Linked DNA regions of Homo sapiens: region 2 is linked to region 1. Evidence: read pairs that join two places in POLR2A ChIA-PET (ENCODE). Cell type or tissue: Panc1. All regions are shown on one strand. Links, peaks and the distances in the headings refer to the core of each region. The heading gives the core; the rest is flanking DNA. Region 1 overlaps RHPN2 (rhophilin Rho GTPase binding protein 2). Region 2 overlaps RHPN2 (rhophilin Rho GTPase binding protein 2).

Region 1 (14,817 bases), core at 3,692-11,691:
GTCCTCAGATAAGGGCTTAGCACCCCCATTTCCATTCCTGCATTTCTGGGGACACCTCCAAACATCCCCCACCCCTATTCCAACAGATCTACTTTCCTTTGGGGGCTGCGGTAGGAAACCTGGGAACCAGAAGACAAACAGAAGGAAAGCAGGGCCTAATTTACAACTGAAACCACCCATGGCCTGCAGAGACAGCCACGTAATGGGTCGCCCAGGGACACTGAGGGGCCAGAGCGGAGCTTGGCAAAATGCCCTATTTGTTTTCGGGAAACCGTTGGTGCTTGTTGAGTCAGATTAATAAATACCTTCAGGGTTTCCTCTGACAACATTCTCCAGCAAGGGGTACTTTGAACCTTTAGGCCACTGTGAGAATCATTAACAACCCCCCACTCCTGCCCCTGCCAACCCAACCACTGCCAGTTTAACAATGAGCTTGAGTCAGGCTCGGGCCTCAGAAAGGGTGACTGCTGTTGTCGTTAAGAGAACAAGGCACACAAAACTGCCCTAGTTCCTGCCTGAGAAAGTCCAAGTTCCCTGCTCACAGGGGCCTCTCTGACCACCCTCTGTCTCTAAGGCTGGCCATCCTGGGCCAACCTCTATGATATTCAGAGTTCATTATTCCCTAGAAAACATCACTTCCCTAGGTGATCTGATTTGTTTACTTGTCTATAAAAGTCTCCTCCCATCCTCCAACAAGAGAAATCACAAAAGCAGAGCCTCGCCTGATCTTCAGGCACCTCAACTGTGCCTGCCACTTAACAGGTGCTCAATAGCCAGGCACAGGGGCTCACTCCTGAAATCCCAGCACTCTGGGAGGCTGAGGCAGGAGGATCACTTGAGGCCAAGACTTTGAGACAAGCCTGTGCAACACGGTGAAACCCTGTCTCTACTAAAACTTTAAAAAATTCAATTAGCCAGGTGTGCTGGCACGTGCCTGTAGTCCCAGCTATTTGGGAGGCTGAGGCAGGAGAACCACTTGAACATGGGAGGCAGAGGTTGCAGTGAGCCAAGATTGAGCCATTGCATTCCAGCCTGGGCAACAAGAGTGAAACTCCATCTCAAAAAAAAAAAAAAGGTGCTCAATGAATCCATGAATAGGTAAATCAATTGTTGTCCACTCCTAGGAAAGCCATACACCATCAAGGCTGCCCACCTGCCCCCTTGGCCACAGAGCAGGCCTGTCCAAGGGTCAACCAGAACCCTAGGCCACAAAACATACCACGGCCTTCCCAGCACATGACAGGGAGTCCCAAAATCGGGGGCCTCTCTCACGTCACACAGATGACATGAGTTGCTCTCTGCTATGGGAGTGGACAATTCCCATGTCCAAACTTGTCTTGGGATAGGGACACTGCTTGACTTTTTAAAAGCCAAAACGCTACAGTATTTTTCCCAGCCTCCTCCAGTAACAACCTGCTTTGCACCCAGTTGCAAAAGGAGCTGGAGAAGAGATTCCCAGACAAACTTCCCACCCAGGACCTCAAGTCATCAGGTATTCCGTGAGTAACAAAAGCAACACAGGCCAGGCACAGTGGCTCATGTTTGTAATCCCAGCACTCTGGGAGACCAAGGCAGGAGGATCACTTGAGGACAACAGTTCGAGAACAACCTGGGCAACACAGCAAGACCCTGTCTCTACAAATAATTTTTAAAAAATCAGTCGGGCATTGGCCAGGCACAGTGGCTCACGCCTGTAATCCCAGCACTTTGGGAGGCTGAGGCGGGTGGATCACGAGGTCAGGAGTTCGAGACCAGCCTGGCCAAGTTGGTGAAACCTCGTCTCTACTAAAAATACAAAAATGAGCCGGGCACGGTGGCGGGCACCTGTAATCCCAGCTACTGAGGAGGCTGAGGCAGGAGAATCACTTGAACCTGGGAAGCAGAAGTTGCAGTGAGCCAAGATCACGCCACTGCACTCTAGCCTGGGTGACAGAGCAAGACTCCGTCTCAAAAAAAAAAAAAATTAGTCGGGCATGGTGGTGCATGCCTGTGGTCCCAGCTACTCAGTAGGCTGTTAGGAGGATTGCTTGAAGAGCCCAGGAGGTTGGGGGCTACAGTGAGCTGTGATTGCACATTGCACTCCAGCCTGGGCAACAAGAGCGAAACTCCATCTGAAAAAAAAGAAAAAAGGTGGCATGACGCCAGACGCAGTAGCTCGCGCCTGTAATTCCAGCACTTTGCGAGGTGGAGGCAGACGGATCACTTGAGGCCAGGCGTTCAAGACCAGGCTGGCCAACATGGTGAAACCCCGTCTCTACTAAAAAGACAAAAAATTAGCCAAGCATGGTGGTGCATGCCTGTGGTCCCAGCTACTGGGGAGGCTGAGGCAGGAGAATCACTTGAACCCAGGAGACACAGGTTGCAGTGAGCCGAGATCACGCCACTGCACTCTAGCCTGGGCGACAGAGCAAGACTGTCTCCAAACAAACAAAAAACAAGGCGGCACGGGGCTAACCATGGTCTCCAGTAGAACTCTGAAGGAAGAAGAAACTCTGCACTCTTTGTAAACAGAGTGCTGGCACATTGTCTTTTGTTGCATTTCGTTGCCTGGAGAGGGTTTATAGAGGTCTAGACACAGGTAAGGCTTCTCTGAGTTCTATGCTGGGTAAGTAACTGTTTTACCACGAGAGCATACTAATGAGTGCCCTAGATCACGGGGGTGTACTGAGCCCTCTCATTAGCAAGGTGGACACTGGCAATAGAAATATCCCCTCTCCTTCCTTTCTGCTTTTCTTTCCTTTATATATTCAATAAACATTTACCAAGCAAATTCTGCACCAGGCATAGTGTCAGGCAGTGGAGAAAATAGACAAGTCCCAGAGAAAGCCAGAAAACAAACCTCGAGACAAAAATTGGGCTTCCCATCAAGATGGCTGACTGAATTGAAGCCAAATGCCACACCGTCTGCATCTATCTCCCACCCACCCAATCCCCAAACACACAAACAGGCGGGGTAAAATATCTGTTTTCAACATAACCAAGCTATAGGCAAGAAAGGGACGACTCCAGATGCCAGAAATGAGGAGGAAACCCAAAGCTGAAACCAAGAGCCTGGCCTGGGAGTTTAGGGAACAGATGACTAGGACTCAGGAGAGGCAGGGAAGCCAGAAGACACCTACTTCAGAAGGTTTTCCGCTCCGGTCCTCATCCGCACGGCTTTCAGGATCTGCTGATTCAAAGCAGCTCTTTGATTCTGCAATTTACTCCGGCCGGTTTGTGCAAGGGGATTACAGCCCTGAGGAAAAATAAGAGATGCCCCTTCAGAGGTCGGCCACTCTAAAAATGATGACAGGGTTTAATATAATGGAAAATGTTTAACTTTAAAAATAATCTTTTCTGAAAACAAAGCATCTACATAGAAAATATTGAAAAGTATAAAGAAAAGTCGCTCATAACAACACAATTGCAAAACAGCCACTGTGAATTGGTCTTTCCTTCTCATCTATTTTATTTATGTAATTTATTTTAGAGACAAGGTCTGAGCTAGGCACTGTGGCTCATGCCTGTAATCCCAGAACTTTGGAAGGCCAAGGCGGGTGGATCACCTGAAGTCAGGAGTTCAAGACCAGCCTGGCCAACATGGTGAAACCCTGTTTCTACTAAAAATACAAAAAATTAACCAGGTGTGGTGGTGGGCGCCTATAATCCCAGCTACTCAGGAGGCTGAGGCACGAGAATCGCTTGAACCTGGGTGCTGAAGGTTGCAGTGAGCCGAGATTATGCCACTGCACTCCAGCCTCGGCAACCAAAGTGAGACGCTGTCTCAAAAATAAATAAATTAATTAAAGACATATCTCTAGGGCAGAGTTATAAGATCAAACCTTTCAGGGCTACCCATGGGCCAGCCCAATCATCCTCCAGGACAGAAAGGCACCCACACCCTTGTGACCGCTTTCCCCCTCACTGTTACTGAGTATCTACTTTTTTTTTTTTTTTTTTTGGAGATGGAGTCTCGCTGCGTGCCTAGGATGCAGTGCAGTGGCGCGATCTCGGCTCACTGCAATCTCCGACTCCTGGGTTCAAGTGATTCTCATGCCTCAGCTTTCCAAGTAGCTGGGACTACAGGTGCATGTCACCATGTCCAGGTAATTTTTGTATTTTTAGTAGACACAGGGTTTCGCCATGTTGCCCAGGCTCGTCTTGAACTCTTGACTTCAAGTGATCCACCTGCCTTGGCCTCCCCAAAGGGCTGGGATGGCAGGTGTGAGCCACTGCGCCTGGCCTACTTTTTTTATTTAGTAACAGCTTTATGGAGATATAATCCATATACCATACGTTTTGCCCTTTTAAAATAAACAATTCATTGGTTTTTAGTATATTCAGGAGTTACAGAACCATCAGTGCTATCTGATTTTTTTTTTTTAGATGGAGTCTTGCTGTGTCATCCAGGCTGCAGTGCAGTGGCACAATCTCGGCTCACTGCAACCTCTGCCTCCCAGGTTCAAGTGATTCTCCTGCCTCAGCCTCCCGAGTAGCTGGAATTACAGGTGCCCACCACCACGCCTGGCTAATTTTTGTATTTTTAGTAGAGACAGGGTTTCGCCATGTTGGCCAGGCTGGTCCTGAACTCCTAACCTCAAGTGATCTGCCTACCTCAGCCCCCCAAAGTGCTGGGATTACAGGCGCGAGCCACCACGCCCATCAACCACTATCTGATTTTAGAACATTTTCATCAGCCTAAAAAAAAAGCAAGTAGCCATTAGCATCGCTCCTCATTTCCTTTTCCCCTTAACCCCAGCCCTAGGCAACCACCAATCTACTTTCTGTCTTTACAGGTTTGCTTATTCAAGATTATTTCATATAAACGGAATCATATAATATGTGGCCTTTGCATCTGGCTTCTTTCATTTGCCATGATGTTCTCAAGGTTTATCCAGGTTGTAGCATGTATCAGAACTTTGTCCGTTTTTGTCCCTGAATAAGATTTCATTACATAGATACACCACACTTGTGTACTTTATCCATTCATCATTCATCATACAATGGGCATGGGGAGTGTTTTCACTTTTTGACTATTACGAATAAGGCTGTTTATGTGCGTACAAGGTTTTATATGGATATGTGCTTTTGTTTCTCTTGGCTATAAATATAGAAATAAAATGTCTAGATCAGGTGGTTTTTTTGTTTTGTTTTTATTTTTGATTCTGTTTTTTTGAGACAGAGGCTTGTTCTGTCGTCCAGGCTTGAGTGCAGTGGCTCGATCTCGGCTCATTGCAACCTCTGTCTCCCAGGTTCGAACGATTCTCCTGCTTCAGCCTCCCGGGTAGCTGGGATTACAGGCGTGCACCACCATGACCAGATAATTTTTGTATTTTTAGTAGAGAGGCGGGTTTCATGATGTTGGCCAGGGTGATCTCAAACTCCTGACCTCAAGTGATCCGCTTGGCTTGGCTTCCCAATATGCTGGGATTACAGGCGTGAGCCACTGAGCCCGGTCTAGATCATATGATTTATTCTATGTTTAATGATTTGAGGAACTATCAGGCTCTTCAAAGTGGTTATACAATTTTACAACCCAACTAACAGGATGAGAGTTCCAATTCATCTACATCTCACCAATACAGGTGCTGGTCTATCTTTTTTATTACAGCTACCTTATGTGTGTGCTGTCTCACATCGTGGTTTTGAATTGTGTCTCCCTGACAGTTAATGATGTTGAATATCTTTTCATGAACTTATTGGCCAACTGTATATCTTCTTCGAAGAAATATCAATTCAGATCCTTTGCCCATTTTTTTTTTTTGAAACAGGGTCTCAGTCTGTCACCCAGACTGGACTGCTGCAGTGGTATGATCTTGGCTCACTGCAACCTTCACCTCCTGGGTTCAAGTGATTCTCCTGCCTCAGCCTCCTGAGCAGCTGGGACTACAGGTGCATGCCACCACGTCCGGCTAATTGTTCCATTTTTTGGTAGAGACAAGGTTTCACCATTTTTTTGCCAGGCTGGTCTTGAATTCCTGACCTCAAGTGATCTGCCCATCTTGGCCTCCCAAAGTGCTAGTCTTACAGGTGTGAGCCACCACACCCAGCTCTCCTTTGCCCAGTTTTAAACTGGATTGTCTTTTTATCTGTCTGGTTGAAAATTATTTTTAATTTCTGTCAAGTTGACATGCAAAAATAGATAGCTCATTCTTCTAATTTGTATGTTTATTATAACAGTGAAGGTAAAGGTTTTTCCATATAATCTTGACACTTTAATTTCTTTTTCAACAAATTGTCTGTGTTCTCTGACCATTGTGCCCTGGGGTATTTGGATTACAACGCTTCACGCTAAAAGTTTAAGATCAGAATAAAAGCTGCATTTTAGCTGAATGGTGTTCTTCCCACCCCAGACAGGTAGAAGCCTCAGGACCTGGGATACGCCCACATTCCTCTTTGCCGCTTATCTCTAGGTCCTGCCCACTGCGGTTACTCCCTGGGAGCGGTCTGGCGGGTAGTATTACGTGGTGAAGAGACTGCCCTTTCTCTCTCCCTGAGTCACATCTCAGGCCTGCACACACCTGGCCTCTCCGACCTCTGCCCAAGCCACACCCATGGCCTGGACCCCAGGGAGGGAGATGTGAGTTATCTATAGCGGAAACCTCCTCAGGAATCCCAGTATTCTCCTTCCACAGAGATTTCTCATTCTTGGCCAGAATGGTCATGGTAGCTCACAACTGTAATCCCAAGCACTTTGAGAGGCTGAGGCCAGAGGATCGCTTGAGGCCAGGAGTTTGAGGCTGCGGTGAGCTACAATTGCGCCACTGCACTCCAGCCTGGATAACAGAGTGAGACTCTGTCTCTACAAATAATAATAAAAATTTTTAAATAATAATAAAAATAAAAGACTTCTCATTCTCATTTCCCATCAGGTCACCACCACCCATCCCCCACATAGCCCCACAACCTAATTTTCCCTGTCTCGCAAGGACACTTTCCCCCAAGTTCAAATTGCACAGATATTCGGAATTCGAGTTGGCTTCTGTAGACAGGCTGGAGTGCAGTGGTACGATCTCAGCTCAGTACAGCCTCTGCCTCCTGGGTTCAAGTGATTATCCTGCCTCAGCCTGCTGAGTAGCTGGAATTACAGGCACCCACCACCACACCCAGCTAATCTTTCTATTTTTAGTAGAGATGGGGTTTCACCGTGTTGGCCAGGCTGGTCTCGAACTCCTGACCTCAGGTGATCCACCCGCCTCGGCCTCCCAAAGTGCTGGGATTACAGGCATGAGCCATGGCATCCAGCCCTGGAATGGATTTTAAAATTAATATCGTTTAAAGCATTAAACGGTTTCCAATTTTGTCTTTCTTCAGATTTAAGATTAAAATATCTTTGGCCGGGCATAGTAGTTCACGCCTGTAATCCCAGCACTTTGGGAGGCTGAGGCGGGTAGATCACCTGAGGACAGGAGTTCGAGAACAGCCTGGCCAACATGGTGAAACCCTGTCTCTACTAAAAATATAAAAATTAGCTGGGCGTAGTGGCATGCGCCTATAATCCCAGCTACTCTGGAGGCTGAGGCAGGAGAATCACTTGAACCCGGGAGGCAGAGGTTGCAGTGAGCCAAGATAACACCACTGCACTCCAGCCTGGGTGACACAGCGAGACTCAGTCTCAAAAAAAAAAAAAAAAAAAACTTTAATGTTAAGCTATTATAATTAAATATTAAATAACTAAAATAACTGTTCATCTCTTTCCTTTCCACTTCCAAAAATGACGACGATTCAGTTTGACTCTGAATTACCTGGATCACCACTGCTGTGTTTCATTTTACAGGGAAGCTTGAATAACTAATTCCTTTACGTACATTCCCAGAGCTCAGATAAGCAGCCATTCCAAACTACGGATAAGAATGTTTTTTTTTCTGTTCGTATACTTTCCCCAACTTCTGCTGGCCTGGAATCAGTACGCCCTAACCAGCCCATAGATATGTGGTCAGGTTTCTAGATAAGGCATAGGAACACTTAGGGTTAGATTTGACTGAGTAATTGGGCCCGAAACCACATTACTTATTCCTGACAGGTAGGAATGTTGGGCTTTGCTGGGGAACACAAGAAACACCCACGGGGCTGTGTGTGGAAACTTCCCTGAGAGGTAAATCTGGACAAGACTGTCAGAAAGACTCCCTGGCATCACCAGAAACTATTGGCCATCTACTAGCCCCTGCCAGGGGCTGCTCTGTAGGGGACAAGGTGGCGGGTCCACCATCCCCACCCATACATTTCTCACCCCACCCCCTATCTTGTGTAATAACGAGACCTTAGCCCTGAACAAACAGCTTCCAGAATAGCCTCTGCAACTCAGAGACAGGGATTGGTTCTCAACAGAACACAAAGCCGCTCTGAGACTGGAGTGAGGGTTTGCACCAGGGACTGGGGCTAAACCTCTCACACCTGTGGGGCCAACTGAGCTGTCCTGACCTCGGGATCTGCTGTTGACAAGTTCTACAGTGAAGTGAGACTTTCTCCTCCACAGAGTCTATTCCCTTCCCACACTAAGGTTCGGACATTTCCGTCAGTCCCGAAACTTGAAGAGTGGGCAAACAGCCAACACCCAAGAAAAGCAAGTACTGAGTGAACCCCCGTGTCATCACCAGCTTTACAGGCAACTCCTGGGGTCGGCCCGCTTATGTGGACCCTGGTACAGCATCTCGGATCCCATGGTTCTGCAGCAAGGAGGCTATATGAGCAACTTGAGATCCTAGAGGCAGGCAGTAAAAGTTGGGGTGGGATTTAAGACCCTGTCCTTCCTGCTGCTCCAGGATGAGCGGTGAGGCGGTGTGAGCGGTAGGAATGCATGCAACCCCCAGACACCCCTTCATGGGTGATGGCTGCCCACCATCACCCCACATCTTTTGGGGGAACAGTGATGCCAGCCCACTCTCCCGCCTCATAGCCCATGATGGCCTGGTGGGGGGCAGGGGTGTGTGTGTAAATCCATGCTCCCCCAACATCCTTTCCAAAGGGAAGAACATCTGACTTCTGCCTGGCCCATTGGAAAACCAAAGCCTGAAGATCAGGGTCAATCGAAACCCATCAGGAAGAGGTCCTCATTGGCCTTGAACCTGGGAGGCTGTGACACTGAGCAGTTGCAGCCACCTTACCACCAGCAGAAGAGTGTCTCCCTAGACAGGGAACCAACCCCAGGTGGGCTGAGCTGAGAAACAGATTTGGCGATGTCATCTGAGCCCTGGATCAAGCTAGGCCTGAAGCCATCCCTCTGTACTTTTCATTTACAGCAACCAATTCATTCCCTTCTTTGTATCTCAATTTTCTGAATTGAGATACAATTTATATATAATAAAATACACATATTTTAAGTATATAGTTCAATGAGTTTGAACAAACATATAAACCTGCGTAACCATCACTCCTATCAAAATACAGAACACAGAACATTTCCATCATCCCCAGGCAACCAATACTCTGATTTCTATCACCACATATTTTTGTCTGCTTTTGAACTATGTAAATGTAATCAGATAGGATGTAGACTTTTATGTCTGGTTTATTTTGCTCAATACCATGTTTTCAGATTCACCCATGCTGTTTCATTTACCAGTAGTTTGTTCCTTTTTTTGTTTTTTTAGACAGAGTTTCGCTCTTGTTGCCCGGGCTGGAGCACAGTGGCGTGAACTCGGCTCACTGCAAACTCCACCTCCCGGGCTCAAGCGATTCTCCTGCCTCAGCCTCCTGAGTAGCTAGAATTGCAGGCACCCGCCACCACACCCGGCTAATTTGTGTGTTCCTTTTTTATTGTGGGATAGAATTCTATTGGAGGAACATACTAGGGTGTGTTTATCTGCCAAAGTTATTTTGGATTAAATTTTCTAGCACCTGCAACTAAAAAAGTACTAACTCAAATAAGTTTACCTAGAGTGAAAACTCTTTTCTTTCCTTTGAGACAGAGTCTCACTCTGTCACCCAAGCTGGAGTGCAGTGGCATGATCTCAACTCACTGCAACCTCCGCCTCCTGGACTCAAGCGATTCTCCTGTCTCAGCCTCCTGAGTAGCTGGGATTACAGGTGCACACCACCATGCCCGGCTAATTTTTGTATTTTTAGTAGACACAGGGTTTTGCCATGTTGGCCAGGCTGGTCTCAAACTCCTGGACTTAAGTGATCTGCCCACCTCGCCCTCCCAAAGTGCTGGGACTACAGGTGCGAGCCACCGCACTGGCCTAGAGTGAAAACTCTCTTTACAGGTCACTTACATGCCCTTAATGTACAGTCAGATTGTTCACCTGTAAGACACGTATTTAAGAGCAGCACCTAGACAAAGCCCACAGGCAGGAAGACTGTACTTCCAGGGATCATTTCTACAGTTCGTTACTAGAGAAGTTTCTCTGTACGTGTACAGCAACCGTTTATATTAGTGTGGCACACACCTATCTGAAAGCTTTGAGTGCAGCAATGCGGATTCACCTTGCTTGTAACTACTGTTCTTAAGCTCATAAAACAGCTAAATAATGTGGTGTAACAACTAAATGTGTGCCCAGAGAAAAGCCTCAGAATGTTATCCTAGGTGAAATCTGTTCAGTGAACAGACAGATCACAGCTACAGTGACATTTCTGCCACTGTTACAAGTTTCTTACAAAGTGAGAAAGTGGCTGTCTAAAATCAGACAAAGGCCTGGTGTGGTGGCTCACGTGTATAATCATGGCACTTTGGGAGGCTGAGGTGGGCGGATCACTTGAGGTCAGTAGTTTGAGACCAGACTGGCCAACATGGTGCAACCCTGTCTCAAGCAAAAAATACAAAACTTAGCCCAGGCGTGGTGGCGTGTGTCTATAGTCCCAGCTACTCGGGAGTCGGAGGTTGCAGTGAGCCGAGAACTTGCCACTGCCCTCCTGCCTGGGTGACAGAGTGAGACCCTGTCTCAAAAAAAAAAAAAAAAAAAGAATTAAAGTCAGAAAGAGAGCCCTTACCAAAAACTGACCGTGCTGGCACCTTGATCTTGGATTTCTAGCCTCTAGAACTGTGAAAAATAAATTTATGTTAAGTTAAAAAAAAAATATAAAACTGGAGGCAGGCACTTAATTAGGAAGAAAGGAAAGGGTGGTCAAGCTACTCCTGGAACAGGGCAGTTTTTCTTCCCCTATGGGGGCCCTGCTCCATTCTGGGCAGTGCCTGGCACCTGCTTCCCCTCCACTATAGGCAATAGTATGGGCCCTTCTTCTGCACAGCCAAAGATAAAGCTCACACATGCAGAGGTGTTTCCAGCAAATTTAGGGCAATGTGCAAGCTTGGGATCTAAAGGTTCAGGCGTAAAACTAAGTGAGAGATGACACGGTAGGGCTGGGCCAGCTCCCAGCCAGAGAGACCTTCCCACGGGATACAGGAAGGCAGGTGTTTTTAGCTGCTTCTCCAGCAAAGATTATTTTCTCTGCCTTTCTCACTCCTTCCTGGTTACGCAATCCCTCACTCAACCACCAAACTCTGGAAAACAGAATTGCTTGTTTATAAGTCAGCCAGAGCAATCAATGAGAAAGCACAGAAAATAGCATGCAGTACACTGCAATACACACATACATCTAATTTAACTTTTCACCACACTGGAGATTCAGGGCAGGCTGGGTGGAAAGAATCTAGCTTGTCCATGTCCATAAAAATAAAAACATGAATTCAGTACTTGTCAACAGCCCTCCTGCCCTTCCAGGATCTCTGCCAGGTGTCAGGGCTGGAGGTGAGGGCCCAGCCGCCTCCCCCGGGAATCCCAATCCATTCACACAGGGGTGGAGGGGGGCTCGATATGAGTCAACACAGCCATAATCTTTAGTTACGAGCTCCCTTCAGTCTCTTCCAGAAATCTCTATAAACCCCTACTGTGTGCCAATCACAGTTATTTTTCAATATGCTGAATAACTTTTTTTTTTTTTTGAGACGAAGTCTTGCTCTGTTGCCCAGGCTGGAGTGCAGTGGTGTGATCTCGGCTCACTGCAACCTCCACCTCCCGGGTTCAAGCGATTCTCCTGTTTCAGCCTCCTGAGTAGCTGGGATTACAGGAATGTGCCAACACACCTGGCTAATTTTTGTTTTGTTTTGTTTTGTTTTGTTTTAGTAGAGACGAGGTTTCACCATGTTGGCCAGGCTGCTCTCAAACTCCTGGCCTCAAGTGATCCACCCACCTCAGCCTCCCAAAGTGTTAGGATTACAGGTGTGAGCCACTGCGCCCAGCCTTGAATAACTAGGCTTTTACTGTGCCTCCCACCACATCAAATCGTGAACATTTCCATGAATCAACTGTATTTCCAGACCAATGATCTGCTTATTTCAACTGGTAGGACACACTCAACAACAGTTTTAACAGTTTTGCTTTTTTTTTTTTTTTTGAGATGGAGTCTCGCTCTCTTGCCCAGGCTGGAGTGCAGTGGTGCGATCTTGGCTCACTACAACCTCTGCCTCCTAGGTTCAAGCGATTCTCCTGCCTCAGCCTCCAGAGTAGCTGGGATTACAGGCGCACACCACCATGCCTGGCTAATTTTTGTATTTTTAGTAGAGATGGGGTTTCACCATGTTGGTCAGGCTAGTCTTGAACTCCTGACCTCGTGATCCACCTGCCTTGGCCTCCAAAGTGCTGGGATTACAGGCGTGAGCCACTGTACCTGGACACCCAGCTAATTTTTGTATTTTTTACTAGAGACGTGGTTTCACCATGTTGGCCAGGTTGGTCTTGAACTCCTAAGACCTCAGGTGATCCACCTGCCTCAGCCTCCCAAAGTGCTGGGATTACAGGTGTGAGCCACCGCGCCCAGTCTCTTGTTTTTGAGACAGGATCTCACTCTCTTGCCCAGGCTGGACTGCAGTGGCGTGATCTCCATTCACTGCAGCCTCAATATCCTGGGGCTCAAGCAATCCTCCCACCTCAGCCTCCCGAGAAGCTGGGACTACAGGTCCACACCACCACACTTGGCTAATTTTATTGTATTTTTTGTAGAGACAGAGTTTTGTCGATGCAGCCCAGGCTGGTCTTGAACTCCTGAGCTCATGTGATCTGTCCACCGTGGCCTCCTAAAGTGCTGGGATCATAGGTGTGAGCCACTACATCCAGCCTTGTTTTTTTACCACCTGCCCTTTTTTCTTCTTTGTTTTTTTTTTTTTTTTTTGAGACAGAATCTTGCTCTGTCACCCAGCAGGCCGGAGTGCAGTGGCACAATCTCAGCTGACTGCAACCCCCACCTCCGAGGTTCAAGCGATTCTCCTGCCTCAGCCTCCCGAGTAGCTGGGATTACAGGCACGCAGCACCACACCCGACTAATTTTGCATTTTTAGTAGGAACAGGGTTTCACCATGTTGTCCAGGCTGGTCTCGAACTCCTGACCTCAAATGATCCTCCTGCCTCGGACTCCCAAAGTGCTGGGATCACAGGTGTGAGCCACTGTGCTGGTCCCCTTTTCTCTTGTTACAATCAAATGGAAACCTGGCCATAGGGAACTCCGAGGGTCTGAATGGGCAGCCCTGAGGGACTCACATCATTCACCGTGGTGTCTCCGTCCCTGGTGCTCCAAGTGGGGAACCTTGTCCTCACTTGGCACCCATTACTGCTGCTCTGCCAGACACCCAGCCTCTGGCTGAGCGGTACCTGCAGTTCGACTGTGTCCTATGGCTACCTCCAATGCAGCCTTTGTGTCACGGGACGCTGGTACCTGAGCCAAAGGAGGAAGTGTTGATCAGGCTAAAGCCAACGCCCAGTAGCATCAGGTGGTGTCGTGGCAACCATCCAAATGGCCCCAGGAAACAAGGGACATTTACAGTGTTATAGTTCATCACGTTGTCTCTCCTCTGAGTCACCCTGAAAATTCTGTTTCTGCCAGGGGATACCTCCCAGCCAGGATCCCACAGTTGAAGACTGTTGGTCAGGCAGACCCTCGGGGCTGATGGTGGATACCATGCAGCTGGGCAGACCCTCCCCTCTCCAAGGCCACAGTCAGCCTGGATCCAGCCTGGCCTTTAAGATCTGGCTTAGGGCTGGGTGCAGTGATTCACACCTGTAATAGCCCACCACTGAGATGGGAGGATTGCTTGAGGCCAGGAGTTGAAGACCAGCCTAGGCAACACAGTAAGACCCCATCTCTACAAAAAATAAAAATAAAAATCAGCCAGGTGTGGCAATTTTTAATCACATCTCTAGTCCCAGCTAGTTGGGAGGCTGAGGCAGGAGGATCACTTGAGCCCAGGAGGTCAAGGCTACAGTGAGCTACAACGGTGCCACTGCACTCCAGCCTGGGTGACACAGCCAGATTCTGTCATCTTTAAAAAAAAAAAAAGCTGTTTTAGACCATCATGGGGAATCAGGAGTGGGGTCAGCATCACCAACCTTTACTCTCCTCTGCCTCCCTCCCTCTCCACCTGGGAATTGACTCAAGGGTCCAAGGGGATGGATCTAAACAGCCGGAGGGGTAGTATCAGTACCAATAGAGCTGGAGCTGCTGATCCCACATGACCCACGCTGTTCCTGGTGGACTCAGCCCATCAGAAGGCTTCCTCATCCACACAAGCGTTCATAAAAGATGCACACAAGTGTCTAACACGAAATTAGCCCTCACTAAGATGAATGCTGCTCATTCATCAAAGAGTAGATCCCTGCTCCTTGCAGAGAGAAGACTGCAAGGAGCTTCTGGGTTAAAAAAAAAAAAAAACAACAACAAACAAAAATTCTCCTTCCTTCTCTGCCGGAGCCTCCAGGAAGCCCAGAGTCAACAGGGACCATAAACCAGGACACAATGAACCCGGAGGCCCTGTCCAGGCTGGAGGTTTCTGTGAACAAGAAACAACTTCTCCTACAGCTCTTGAGTAAAAACAATGGAGCTAAATTCATTTTGGGGCATTAGCATTCC
Region 2 (14,817 bases), core at 1,072-9,071, 65 kb before region 1:
GATAAAAATCAATCAGTAGGAATGTCATTTTAAAAAGTAAAATAGTGGGACGGTTGTGGTGGCTCATGCCTGTAATCCCAGCACTTTGGGAGGCTGAGGTGGGTGGATCATTTGAGGTCAGGATTTCGAAACCCGCCTGGCCAACATGGTGAAACCTCACCTCAACTAAAAATACAAAAATCAGCCAGGCATGCTGGAGGGCACCTTGTAGTCCCAGCTATTTGGGAGGCTGAGGTAGGAGAATCGCTTGATCCCAGGGGGCGGAGGTTGCACTGAGCTGAGATCACACCACTGCACTCCAGCCTGGGCAACACAGCAAGACGCTATCTCAAACAAAAAAAGGAAGTCAAATAGAGCTTTAAACCTGAATCATTTACATCTTTACTTTATAAAATGTAAAACTACTTTTTTACCCAAGACTTAAAATATAGAATTATGTAACTTCTACTTTAAACAAAATGAAAAATGTTTTGAGTATCAAACAGTATATTATCTACCTTGTAGACAGCATCTTCATCTAACACTGCCACTGTGTTAGTAATTCTTAAATGACATCAAACTAGAAGAAAAGCTGCTCCTACATTGTTTTTATTTAATAAGACAAATTTGGCACTAGACTTTTTCTAGAAATAGCATTCATAGTCTATCGATATAATAGTAACATCTTGTTTTAGGTTAATGAATTCCTATTAGGAAGCAGCACTTTGGGACAGTTTTTAGTGACACTAATTTAATTCTATCATTACAGTCCTCTGACCTGCCTTAATTCCAGGATCATCTGAATTCTAGGTTAAGGAATGATTATTAGCCAAACCTGGAAACAACTACAAATTGTACTGATATAGGTAACCCCAATTTAATAGTGACTAAAAGTCATAATTGTCACCATTAAAAATAGCCATATTTCATATCTTCAACACTATTCTATTTACAATACTTTATATAATAAATAACTTACAGCAGTATAGTAACACACCTCAAAAAAGTTCTTTTTTCACTAATTCCTAGAGGTTTCTTGGTTACTTTCCTTCATAAAAACACATCAAATGTGAGTTTACACTATGAGAAAAACAGGATTTGAGAACAGATAGATAGATATTTTCCATTATGGCACAAACGTTTAAGGCCGAGTCAGCACCGGAAATGTTCAGGGCCTGAACATGTTTGTTTCCTCACATTAGTACCAAGAACTGTCTGAGTTGAGAAGGCTGAAAGGGGAGGGCAGCTTCTTCTTGACCTGAGGCCGTGCAGCCCCGACCGATGGGAGGCACAAGGTGCTGGCTGACTTCTGTCTGTTCTTGTTGGTGCCCCAACTCAGGAAGGAAAGCTTCTTGGAGATTTTCTTGGTTTTATCAGTTTTGTCGTCATCATCAATGGCTAAGCAGATCATGGAGTACGTTTTCTGCATTCCCACGGAGTATGTGGCACTCTTATTATGCTGCACATAGAAAAGTAAGAAAAAGGGCGTCAGGCATCATCAAGATAGATGATAAAAACTACGAAGTTTGGCCAGGCGCGGTGGCTCACACCTGTAATCCCAACAGTTTGGGAGGCCGAGGAAGGCGGATCACTTGAGGTCAGGAGTTCAAGACCAGCCTGGCCAACATGGTGAAACCCCATCTCTACTAAAATACAAAAATTAACCAGGTGTGGTGGTGGATGTCTGTAGTCCCAGCTGCTTGGAGCCTGGGCACAAGAATCACTTGAACCCAGGAGGTGGAGGTTGCAGTGAGCTGAGATCACACCACTGCACTCCAACCTGGGTGACAGAGCAGGATTCTGTCTCCAAAAAATAAATTGAACAGACATAATTCGGAAACTCAGGTGACCAATGCTTATATAGAATTAGGTTCTTAAAACAAGGACAAACTTTTTTTCTTTTTTGAGACAGGGTCTTGCTATGTTGCCCAGGCTGGTCTTAAACTCCTGGGCTCAAGCGATCTTCCTGCCTTGGCCTCCTGAGTAGCTGGGGCTCTAGGTGTGCACCACCAGGTCCAACAAGGATAATTTTTTGTTTGTTTTTTGTTTTTGTTTTTTAAGACAGAGTCTCACTCTGTCGCCCAGGCTGGAGTGTAGTGGTACGATCTCGGCTCACTGTAAGCTCCGCCTCCCGGGTTCACGCCATTCTCCTGCCTCAGCCTCTCTGAGTAGCTGGGACTACAGACACCCGCCACCACACCTGGCTAATTTTTTGTATTTTTAGTAGAGACGGGGTTTCACCCCTTCTCGATCTCCTGACCTCGTGATCCGCCCGTCTTGGCCTCCCAAAGTGCTGGAATTATAAGCGTGAGCCACCACGCCCGGCCCAACAAGGATAATTTTTAAGGAATGTACTCAATAGTAACAATTTAAGCTTAGGAGCCACAACTCATATTTTAAGGTTCTTCTTCTATTTGAGAAAGTAATAATACTCATGGTCACGAATATGAAAGTACAGGGTGGGGCGCGGTGGCTCACAACTACAGTCCCAGCTACCTGGGAGGCTTAGAGGGGAAGATTGCTTGAGCCCAGGAGGTTGAGGCTATAGTGAGCTGTGATTGTGCCACTGCACTCCAGCCTGGGCGACAGAGTGAGACCTCTGTCTCAAAATAAAAAAAAAGGGGGGGGGCGGGGGGAAGGGAAGAGGGGAAAGGAAGGGAAGAGGGGAAGGAAAGGGAAGAGGAGAAGGGAATGGAAGAGGGCAAGGGAAGGGAAAAAAAAAAAAAGAGTATGCAGTGAGCAATAGGTCTCCCTGTCACCTGGGCTTCTAAGGCCCTCCATGTTATACTTCTAGAGATGATGTACAAGTATTTCTATATGTACCTAAGTATATTACCATTCATTTTCTTAAAAGGAATATACTACACTATTCTACACCTGATTTTCTTTTTTTCTTTTTTTTCTTTTTCCTTTTTTTTTTTTTTTTTAAGATGGAGTCTCGCTCTGTCGCCCAGGCTGGAGTGCCATTTTTATCATTTTCAAGTGTAGAGTTCGGTGGCATTAATTACATTCACATCATTATGCTCCACTGCCACCATCCATCTCTAAAACTTTTTCATCTTCCTCAGCTGAAACTTTGTACCATTAAACACTCTCTACTATTAACTTTCCAAGAATCATGTAGGATTCAAACTGGAAATCTAAGGAAGCTTGCTTTCTGAAGACTTCCACATGGGCTATCACCGGCTTCTAAGGTTTGCCTAACATTGAGATTGTTTAGTTCGCCACATGTTTATTGATGGTCTACTATGTTCTGGCACTAAAATTAGGCATACAATATATCGCTGCAATAGTTGAGGACATTGTTCCTAATATAAACCCTAAGAGGGGCCGGGCACAGTGTCTTACACCTGTAATCCCAACATTTTGGGAGGCTGAGTTGGGCAGATCACTTGAGGCCAGGAGTTCAAGACCATCGTGGCCAACATGGTGAAACCCCATCTCTACTAAAAATACAAAAATCAGCCAGGTGTGGTGGTGCACACCTGTAATCCCAGCTACTCAGGAGCTGAGGCAGAAGAATCACTTGAACCCAGGAGGCGGAGGTTGCAGTGAGCCCAGATCACGCCACTGCACTCCAGCCTGGGCGATGGAGTGAGACGCTATTGCAAAAAATAAATAAATAATAAATAAATAAATAAAATAAACCCTCAGAGGAATCTGAGTTATGCAGCAATAAAGTAGGGGGTACTTCGAGCCCCTAAGGATGGAGATGCCTCTTCCTTTTCTGGAAAACTGACCGCTAACTCCACCATGTTTTACGGAGCACACACAATGTCATTTAAAACAATAATAAAACGAATAATCCTGGAGACAGATGTGAGGCCTGAAAGCATTTCCCAACCCTCAGCTGCTCAAAGTCCATTGTGTATCAAAACCACTGCCTTATAAATACCCTCAGTTCTCTTCCATCTGCCCCCACTCGCTCATCTCCACCCTCTGCCTCCCCTAGGGCCTGTATCTGAAAGGTTGTGCGTTGCTGGAGGACACTCACCAAGGCTTCCCTTGGAATTCTAACCTGACCCCAAACCTCTAATAGGCACCCATTTCCTGGCACTTCTGTGTGTCCCTAGTAATTTCATTTCCTTTTCTCCTGTATACTTGTTTCTTATCTTCGCTCTCCTCCTGAAGCCACTCACGCACCCTCCTGACATCCCTGCCGTATACTTCATGGCATCCGTCCCCCAAGACCAAGCCCTTCTGTGTGCCTGGATCCCATTCCCTCTCTCCTCCAGGCACCCTTGCCTCCCAGATCTCTACACACACACACACACACACACACACACACACACACACACTCCTGCAATGCGTACCATCACATTCTTTGAAAAGCTTTTCTTGGCCCAGATCTCTACACACACACAAACACACACACACACACACACACACACTCCTGCAATGCGTACCATCACATTCTTTGAAAAGCCTTTCTTGGCGGGGCGTGGTGGCTCACGCCTGTAATCCCAGCACTTTGGGAGGCCAAGGCGGGCAGATCACAAGGTCAGGAGATTGAGACCATCGGGGCTAACATGGTGAAACCCTGTCTCTACTAAAAATACAAAAAATTAGCCGGGCGTGGTGGCGGGCACCTGTAGTCCCAGTTACTTGGGAGGCTGAGGCAGGAGAATGGCATGAACCAGGAGGTGGAGCTTGCAGTGAGCTGAGATAGCGCCACTCACTGCATTCCAGCCTGGGTGACAGAACGAGACTGTCTCAAAAAAAAAAAAGTAAAGCCTTTCTTGACCCTGTTCCCCTCCAGGTCCACCCCAGTATCATACCCACACACACTCTCTCACTCCTGCAATGTGTACCACTACTTTCTTTTAAAAGCCTTTTTTTTTTTTTTTTTTTGAGACGGAGTCTTACTGTCACCAGACTGGAGTGCAGTGGCCCAATCTTGGCTCACTGCAACCTCCACCTCCAGGTTCAAGTGATTCTCCTGCCTCAGCCTCCCAAGTAGCTGGGATTACAGGCACATGCCACCACACCCAGATAATTTTTGTATTTTTAGTAGAGACAGGGTTTCACCATGTTGGCCAGGTTGGTCTTGAACTTCTGGCCTCAAGTGATCCACCTGCCTCAGCCTCCCAAAGTGCTGGGATTACAGGCGTGAGCCACTGTGCCCAGCTCCATTTACTGTTTCTTTCCCCACCACCCATTCCTCACTCAAATCCACCTGGGGTACCCCTCTAGAACTCTTAGGGCTTTACAGAGCACAGTTTAAAACCACTGTGTAGGCCTAACTCTTCCATCCTCTGGATGAGAAAACCGAGGCCCAAGGAGGGTATGAACGTGCTGAAGGTTACACAGCTTGTGAACGGCAGTCAGGGCCTAATTCCAGAGCTTGATTCCAAGCTTAGATTTGTTCAACTAGGGATCCCCACTGTAGTCAAGAGGGTAGCCAAGGGCAGCAGGTCATCAGTTCAGCCAGAGTGCTAGGCTAAATGTTCTCTTTATTTGATTTTGTTTGAAAGGCTCAGTCGCTAAAAACAGTGCTTGACTGTCATTATCTAAAATCCTTATCATAAAAATTAATAGACAAAAATAATTTTTAAAAAATTATTTTTAAAAAGCCAGGGGCTGGGCATGGTGGCTCACTCCTGTAATCCCAGCACTTTTGGGAGGCCAAGGCGGGCCAATCACCGGAGGCCAGGAGTTCAAGATCAGCCTGGCCAATATGGTGAAACCCCATCTCTACTAAAAATACAAAAATTAGCCAGACATCGTGGTGGGTGCATGTAATCCCAGCTACTCGGGAGGCTGAGGCAGGAGAATCGCTTGAACCCGGGAGGTGAGGTTGCAGTGAGCCAAGATTGCACCACTGCACTCCAGCCTGGATGACAAGAGCAAGACTCTGTCTCCAAAAAAAAAGAGCCAGGTACAGTGGCTCACGCCTGTAATCCCAACTATTCGGGAGGCTGATTCAAGAGGGTCTCTTGAGGCTAGAAATTCAAGATCAGCTTGGATAACTTAGTTAGACCTCGTCACCACAAAATTAATTAATAAAAGACAAAAGGAAATTACTTTTGGCCTGGTGCAGTGGCTCATTCCTGTAATCCTAACACTTTGGGAGGCGGAGGCAGGCAGATTGCTTAAGCCCAGGAGTTTGGGACCAGCCTGGGCAACAAAATGAGACTGTCACTACAAAAAAATTAAAAATTAGCTGGGTATAGTGGTGCACGCCTATAGTCCCAGCTACTTGGTAGGATTTTTTTTTTTGAGATGGAGTCTCCCTCTCTTGCACAGGCTGGAGTGCAGTGGCACAATCTCGGCTCACTGCAACCTCTGCCTCCTGGGTTCAAGCAATTCTCCTGCCTTGGCCTCCCAAGTAGCTGGGATTACAGGCGCCCGCCACCACCACGCCCAGGGTTTTGCCATGTTGACCAGGCTGGTCTCCAACTCCTGACCTCAGGTGATGAGAAGGGAGGATCTTTTGAGTCCTAGAACTCGAAGCTGTAGTCAGCTATGATTGCACTATTGCACTCCAGCCTGGGCAACTGAGTTAGACCCTGTCTCAAAACAAACAAAACAAAAAACAACAACAAAAGAAATTATTTGGCCGGGCATGCTGGCTTATGCCTGTAATCCCGGCACTTTGGGAGGCAAGGTAGGCGGATTGCTTGAGCTTAGAAGTTAGAGAACAGCTAGGGCAACACGGTGAAGCCCCGTCTCTACAAAAAATACGAAAAATTAGCTGGGTATGGTGTTCCATGCCTGTAGTCCTAGCTACTCAGGAAGCGGAGATGGGAGGATCACGTAAGCCCAAGAGTCAAGGCCACAGTGAACCGATATTGCGCCAGGGCAACGAGAGCGAGACCCTGTCTCAAAACAAAAAACAAACCTTCTTTTTTCTAGACAGGGTCTCACTCTGTCACGCAGGCTGGAGTACAGTGGCTCGATCTCGGCTCACTGCAACCTCTGCCTCCCAGGCTCAAGTGATTCTCATGCCTCAGCCTCCCACATAGCTGGGATTGCAGGCATGCACCACCACATCCTGCTAATTTTTGTATTTTTAGTAGAGACAGGGTTTTGCCACGGTGGCCAGGATGGTCTCGAACTCCTGGCTTCAAGTGATCCGCCGGCCTTGGCCTCCCAAAGTACTAGGATTATAGGAGTGAGCCACTGTGCCCAGCCTAAAAACATTATTTTTAAAAAAATTAAAGAGGACCTGCTAGGTGAAAAGAATAAACATCATGATCATGGTTATCATCATTATAATGTCTATTGTGGATTGAAATGTAGCTCCTGTTTGGCCCTCTTGTAAGGGCTTTATGTAAACTCAGTTTATCCTGAGGCTCACAGCTATTCCCTGACTTGCTGAAGGCCACACAACTGGTGGTGGAAAGCCAGGATACACATCTAGACTGTCTGAGTGCAGAACCCTTGCTTTCAGCTACTACAGCAGCCCCTTCCTTGGCCTGGTGTAACGATGTCACAGGCTTGAAAGTCAAGCCTTTGCACCTCTCACAGGGGGCAGGGCATGCCCCAGAAACTCAGGCCTCTGCTGATGGGGTCCCTACTCCAACCTTCAGTGTGTGGCTTGGCTCTTTTCTCTAACCTCCTTTTGGACAAACGTCTTTTCTGTTTCTGCTGGGGACCTTAATCACTTGTCCAGAAACTCCATGGATTTTGTCCCTAAAAATATGATTTCTTATGATCCCTTCTCCCAAGATGCTCTGAGTCCCTTGACTTTATCTTCTTTTAAAATTTGAAGTATGTCGGGTGAGGTGGCTCACGCCTGTAATCCCAGTACTTTGGGAGGCTAAGGTAGATGGATCTCGAGGTCAGGAGTTCGAGACCAGCCTGACCAACATGGAGAAACCCTGTCTCCACTAAAAATACAAAAATTAGCCAGGCATAGTGGTGCCCACCTATAATCCCAGTCACTCGGGAAGCTGAGGCAGGAGAATCACTTGAATCCAGGAGGCGGAGGTTGCAGTGAGCCGAGATCACGCCACTGCACTCCAGCCTAGGAAATAGTGCAAGACTCTGTCTCAAAAAAAAAAAAAAAAAATTTTGAGATATAATTCACATACATGCATAAAATTCACCATTTTAATACCCTTCTGTGGCTTTTATTTATTATTTTTATTTTTGAGACAGGGTCTTGCTCTGACACCCAGGCTGGAGTGCAGTGGTACAATCATAGCTCACTGCAGCCCCAACCTCCTTGGGCTCAAGTGATCCTCCTGCCTCAGCCTCCCAAGCAGCTGGGACTACAGGCATACGCCACCATGCCTCGCTAATTTTTTTTATTTTTTGTAGAGACAAGGTCTCGCCATGTTGCCCAGGCTGGTCTCGAACTCCTGGGCTCAAGCGAACATACTGCCTCAGCCTCTCAAAGTGCTGGAATTACAGGTGTGAGCCAGCATGCCAAGACACCAGTGATTTTTAGTATATTCACAAAGTTAGGTGACCATCACTACTACCTAATTTCAGAACATTTCCATCCCCCTAAAAAGAAACCTTCTACCTTATGACCCTTCAGCAGTCCCTCCCGACTCCCATTGCCCAGCCCCAGCACCATCTACTTTTTGTCTCTGGATTTGCCTATGCTGAGCATTTTATATCCATGGACTCAAAATCCATTGGCTCTCTGGCCCTCTCTCAACTGACTTCTGCTGCCACCTCTCCACCAAAGTGTCTTTTCATCCTGCTGCCAAATACAATAGGCACAGCTAAGGCGACCTCATTCTCCACCACTCAACTGCATTCAATGCAACCCATCACCCTCTCACTGCAAAGCTTTCTCCTCTTAATTTGAGAAGCTCCTTTCCTCCGACATCTCTGAACTCTCCTCCATTTTCTTTGCACTTGCTTCTCTTCCAACTGATCTCTAAATGTTTAGCCCTCAGCCCTAGCCCCCTTGCAGGGAGCTGCATTTTGTCTCACAGCCTCAAATATCATCCCTGTGCAATGATTCTCAAATATTTATTTCTAGCTCTGATTTCTTCCTCGAACTGTAAGACTTCACATTCGATCTCCTCCTTTATGCTTACGTCTGACTGCTAATAGCATCTGGAACATTCAAAACATGACTCTTGATTTCTCTCTCCTTCACCTCCCTCACACCCATTACCCATCATTATGAAAAATAACCAGGCCAGGCATGGTGGCTCATGCCTGTAATCCCAACACTTTGGGAGGCGGAGGTGGGAGGATCGCTTAAGGCCAGGAGTTTGAGGCCAACCTTGGCAATATATAAAGGCCCCATCTCTACCAAAAAAAATTTACCATAGATAGATAAACAAATTAGCCAGGCATAGTGGTACACACCTGTAGTTCCAGCTACTCGGGAGGCTGAGGCAAAAGGATTGCCTGAGCCTAGGAAGTCAAGGCTACAGTGAGCTACGATTGCACCACTGCATTCCAGCCAAGCAACAGAGTGAGACCCTGTCTCAAAAACAACAACAACAAAAAAAAAAACAAAACAAACAAAACAACAACAACAGAAAAAAGAAATTAAAGGTAGAAAAATAACCACTACCCATGAGATTGATCAAGCCAAAAACTGAGGCCTCACCTCCCTGTCCACTGTCTCCTTAACACAAATCATCCACAAATCCCCCATCAGCTCTACCTCCAAACTATGTCCCAGGGCCACTCATGTCTCTCTAACTCTACAGCCACCCCCATCACCTCAGCCACTAATGTCACCAGCCTGGACAAGTGCCATGGCCAGTCTCCGGCAGCAGACGCCCTTCTAAAACAAACATCACACCACGCCGTTCCCCTTCTGAAAGGGGCTTCCAAGTGGCTTCCAAGCTCCCACCATTGCCGCCAAGGCCTCCTTCTTACCTCACTTCCCATGGCTCCCTTCCTTGTCCTGGTGCTCTTGCCAAAAGGCCTTCTTTTTGCCTCTCCGGTAGGAGAAGCTTATTCTGCTGCAGGGGCTCTGTACCTGTAAGTGCCCCTGCCCAGAAGGCCTTTCTTGTCCCTCTGCAACTGGCTCGAACCTCCTGGTCACTCTCATGTCTGGTCCATCCCTGCCTAGATAGAGCCTCGCCCCCTCCCCAGTCATTCCACCCTGTTACAGGTCTTTTTTCCTTTACAGCACTTATCAAAATCCTGAACATTTATTTGCTGACTTTAATGCCAGCTTCGCTGGGGGGCAGGGACCTTATCTGTGTAATGTAAACTGGAGCTCTGACACCTAAGAGAGTGTCTGGCACCCAACTGATCCTCAATCAATATTTGTTGAATGAATAAATGAGTGTTGTTACAGAGGGAAGGTCGAGGGTACATCATTAAGTGTGGCAAAGTGCAGAGGAGAACGTCATTAAGTATGGCATGAATCCTAGCACTTGGGGAAAATTTTAGGGTTTTTTTGCAGACAGAGTCTCACTCTGTTGCCCAGGCTGGAGTGCAATGGCGCGATCTCCACTCACTGCAACCTCCACCTCCCAGGTTCAAACTGTTCTCCTGCCTCAGCCTCCTGAGTAGCTGGGGTTACAGGCGTGCACCACCATGCCCAGCTAATTTTTATATTTTCAGTAGAGACAGTGTTTGCCTTGTTGGTCAGGCTGGTCTTCAACTCCTGACTTCAAGCAATCTGCCCACCTCAGCCTCCAAAAGTACTCAGATTACAGGCATGAGCACCGTGCCTGGCCTCACGTGGGGAAAATTAAAGGCGGTAACTGTGCAGGTGAACTTGAAGACACTCAAATGCTTCCCAAATCTCCCAGGACATGGCTGACACTGCCTCTAGGGCGTACAGAGGGATTGTCTTAACTTTCACAGGTTGTCTTAAGCACTTCTGTACCATTAGAATTTTTTTTTGTTTTTTATTTTTTTCACTATGAGTATGTATTACTTTTGTAATTAAACAATTTGATCAGAAAAATAGATCAGTTGATTATTTTATCTACAGGATATTTTTAAAAGTTTGCTAGCAGGGTGCAGTGGCTCACGCCTGTAATCCCAGCACTTTGGGAGGCCAAGGTGAGAGGATGGCTTGAGCCCAGGAGTTCAAGACCAGCCTTGGCAACATAGCAAGAACCTGTCTCTACAAAAAAATAAAGAATAGGCTGGGCATGGTGGCTCACGCCTGTAATCCCAGCACTCTGGGAGGCCGAGGCTGGCAGATCACAAGGTCAGGAGATCGAGTCCAGCCTGGCTAACACGGTGAGACCCCCGTCTCTACTAAAAATACAAAAAATTAGCCAGGCATGTTGGCAGGCGCCTGTAGTCCCACCTGCTTGGGAGGCTGAGGCAGGAGAATGGTGTGAACCCGGAAGGCAGAGCTTGCAGTGAGCCAAGATTGCACCACTGCACTCCAGCCTGGGTGACAGAGCGAGACTCCGTCTCAAAAAAAAAATAAAATTAAAAAAGAAAATGAATAAAGAAAGAAAGAAAGAAAGAAAGAAAGAGCGAGCCAGGGGTGGTAGTGGGTGCCTATAATTCCAGCTGCTCGTGTGGCTGAGGTGGGAGGATCACTTAAACCCAAGAGATAGAGGCTGCAGTAAGCCATGATCATACCACTGCAAACCAGCCTGGGCAATAGGGCAAGACGCTGTCTTTAAAAAGAAAAAGTTTGCCAATTTTCTCTTTGACCCAAGGTGAGCACATTACAGTGATTACAAGCCTGGGAGTCCAGTCATTTGTACCATGTTACACAGGCAGGAGACAGAGGGTCTGGTAAACACCTCTGGGGCTGAACTCATGCAGATTTCACTCCACGCCACCACTGACTGCCCAGGGAGGTGTCAGCGCTCACCATGGATGATGTGGAGTCCAGGAGGCTCACGACTTTCATCTCGATCTCGTCCTCGCCAAAGCTCTTCAGCAGCTTCATAACCTCACTCAGCGTCAGCCACTTACAATCCACAAGCTGAATGGAGACAATATAATCTCCTTCCCGGGCTCCTGCCACCTGAAAAAGTATTGTTGAAATTAAGTCAACGTTTTGTTCACTCAAATCCTTGAATCAGTCCCCATTAACAAAATAGGTATTTGCGTAAGTTCGCATCAAGAAAGCAAAAATTCACTTTGGGTGGCTGAGACGGGTAGATCACTTGAGGTCAGTAGTTCAAGACCAGCCTGTACAACACGGTGAAACCCATCTCTACTAAAAATACAAAAATCAGCCAGGTGTGGTGGTGGGCACCTGTAGTCCTAGCTACTTGGGAGGCTGAGGCAGGAGAATTGCTTGAACCCGGGAGGCAGACATTGCAGTGAGCCGAGATCGTGCCACTGCCCTCCAGCCTGGGTGCAATTAAAAAAAAAAAAAAAAAGCCAAAATTGGCCAGGCACAGTGGCTCACGCCTGTAATCCTAGCACTCTGGGAGGCCAAGGCAGACAGAATACTTGAGGCCAGGAGTTCGAGACCAGCCTGGCCAACATGGCAAAACCCCATTTCTACTAAAAATACAAAAATTAGGCCGGGCCAGGTGGCTCACACTTGTAATCCCAGCACTTTGGGAGGCCGAGGTAGGCGGATCACAAGATCAGGAGATCGAAACCATCCTGGCTAACACAGTGAAACCCCGTCTCTACTAAAAACACACAAAAAATTAGCCAGGCATGGTGGCACGCACCTGTAATCCCAGCTACTCAGCAGCCTGAGGCAGGAGAATTACTTGAACCCAGGAGGTGGAGGTTGCAGTGAACCAAGATCGCGCCACTGCACTCCAGCCTGGGCGACAGAGTGAGACTGCGTCTCAAAAAACAAAAACAAAAACTAAAATTAGCTGAGTGTGGTGGCACGTGCCTGTAATCCCAGCTACTCAGGAAGCTGAGACAGGAGAATCACTTGAAACCAGGAAGCAGAAGCTGCAGTGAGCCCTGAGATCGCGCCACTGCACGATCGCGACTCACTGCAGCCTCCACCTCCCAAAGTCTAAAAAAAACTAAAAACATAAAACAAACAAAAGAAAGACAGTAAAAATTAATCCTTTTCTTTTAGGGAATGTAGCACCCATGAGGCCCTTCACATCAAGTCAGGCCTTTGACATGGGTGAACCCACCCTAAATTCAATCACCCAGATATCTGTGTTTGCTGCCAATCAAGAAAAGCATGTGCTTACCGAGGCAGAGCAGTAAGGATCCAGGAAGTGAACCTGAACGGGGGCGTTCCCTCTCAAGGTGAACCCCAAGTCCCCTTCTTCTGCAGTGAAGCGGATGCTTCGAGGAGGCGTCCACCGCTTGTTAGCCGAAAACACAGATAAGGGGCCCTTTGGAAGAGAGCATCGTTAGGTGTAGGATTTGAAGGCTGGATCAGACGCTTGAAAGCTAAAGGGAATTTTGCCTGCTGTCCTTGAAGATCTCACTTGGCCTTGTTCAGGGACAAATGACACATCTGGGGGCATACATGCTACAGCAGTCATGCGAGAACCTGGAAAGCCATCTTCTCAAACATACCCAATATATTTTCAATAAAATTATCTTTTAGGCATTGTATTAATTATCTTTTTCTCTTTTTTTTTGAGACATTGTCTCACTCTGTCGCCCAGGCTAGAGTGTGGTGGTATGATCTCGGCTCACTGCAGCCTCTGCCTCCCGGGTTCAAGTAATTCTCCTGAGTAGCTGGAATTACAGGTGCGAACCACCATGCCTGGCTAATTTTTGTATTTTTAGCAGAGATGGGGTTTCACCATGTTGGCCAGGCTGGTCTCAAACTCCTGACCTCAGGTGATCCGCCCGCCTCAGCCTCCCAAAGTGCTGGGATTAAAGGCGTGAGCCACCGCACCCGGCCAAAATTATCATAAATAAAATCTCTAATATAAAAAATGTAAGACTAGGCATGTCATGCCTGTAATCCTAAGCACTTTGTGTGACCAAGGCAGAAGGATCGCTCGAGGCCAGGGGTTTGAGACCAGCCTAGGCAATATAGTGGGAACCATTCTCTACTAAAAACATAAAAGAATTAGCCAGGCATGGTGGTGCACGCCAATGCTCCCATCTACTCAGGCTGCTGAGGCAGGAGGACTTCTTGAGCCCAGGAGTTCGAGGCTGCAGTGAACTATGATTGTGCCACTGCACTCCAGCCTGGGTGAAAACAGAGTTAGACCCTGTCTTAAAAAAAAAAAAAAAAAAGGAAAAAAATCTCAGGCCAGGCACAGTGGCTCATACCTGTAATCCCAGCACTCTGGGACGCCTAGGCAGGAGTATGGTTTGAGCCCAGGAGTTGGAGACCAGCCTAGGCAAGACCCCATCTCTACAAGAAATGAAAATTAGTTGGACATGGTGGTGTGTACCTGTAGTCCCATCTACTAGGGTAGCTAAGGCAGGAGGATCGCTTGAGCCCAGAAGGTTCAGGCTGCAGTGAGCTATGATCATGCCGCTGTAATCCAGCCTAGGTGACACAGTGAGACCATGTCTCTAAAAAAACTAAAAAATATTTTTAAAAAATTTTAAATAGACAATACCTAAAAACTACCTTTAAAATATGCTATGGGGCCGGGCACAGTGGCTCAGGCCTGTAATCCCAGCACTTTGGGAGGCTGAGGTGAGCGGATCACTGGAGCCCAGGAGTTCAAGATCAGCCTGGCCAACATGGTGAAACCCCGTCTCTACTAAAAATACAAAATTAGCTGAGCGTAGTGGCACAGGCCTGTAATCCCAACTACTCGGGAGGCTGAAGCTGGAGAATCACTTGAACCTGGGAGGCGGAGGCTGCAGTGAGCTGAGATCGCACCACTGCACTCCAGCCTGGGCAACAGAGTGAGACTCTGTCTCAAAAAACAAATAAATAAAAATAAATGAATAAAATAAAATATGCTATGGTCTGAATGTTTGTACCCTCCCAAAGTTTGTATATTAAAATATTAAAATTTTATTAATATTTATTAAAATTTAAAATGTATATTAAAATCATCAATGTAATTATTAGGAAGTGGG

What was found. ChIA-PET counts read pairs that join two places held together with the same protein. Peaks named below come from ENCODE experiments on the same cell type or tissue, not always from the same donor. Only the 100,000 strongest peaks of a DNase experiment are listed, where the experiment ranks them.
Region 2: POLR2A ChIA-PET joins it to region 1 with 17 read pairs; 6 of 35 experiments call an interaction of 5 or more read pairs at or near these places.

What each region holds. Positions count from the first base shown.
Region 1 is chr19:33,041,130-33,055,946 of GRCh38, forward strand. RHPN2 (rhophilin Rho GTPase binding protein 2) reads right to left here. Exons shown (of 15, transcript NM_033103.5): 2 at 3,120-3,235. It also overlaps the pseudogene LOC124904805. Among named protein-coding and RNA genes, the nearest start is that of RHPN2, 16 kb to the right of the region's middle. RefSeq lists enhancers at 228-372, 504-1,005, 2,191-2,741, 7,151-7,869, 13,718-14,218 and a cis regulatory region at 293-306. In Panc1, for the core only: no CTCF peak of the experiment used is centred there; no DNase peak of the experiment used is centred there; H3K27ac peaks cover 5,674 bases.
Region 2 is chr19:32,978,819-32,993,635 of GRCh38, forward strand. It overlaps RHPN2 (rhophilin Rho GTPase binding protein 2), which reads right to left. Exons shown (of 15, transcript NM_033103.5): 13 at 13,005-13,151; 14 at 11,696-11,851; 15 at 1-1,438. The coding sequence ends at 1,178. Among named protein-coding and RNA genes, the nearest start is that of FAAP24, 14 kb to the left of the region's middle. In Panc1, for the core only: no CTCF peak of the experiment used is centred there; no DNase peak of the experiment used is centred there.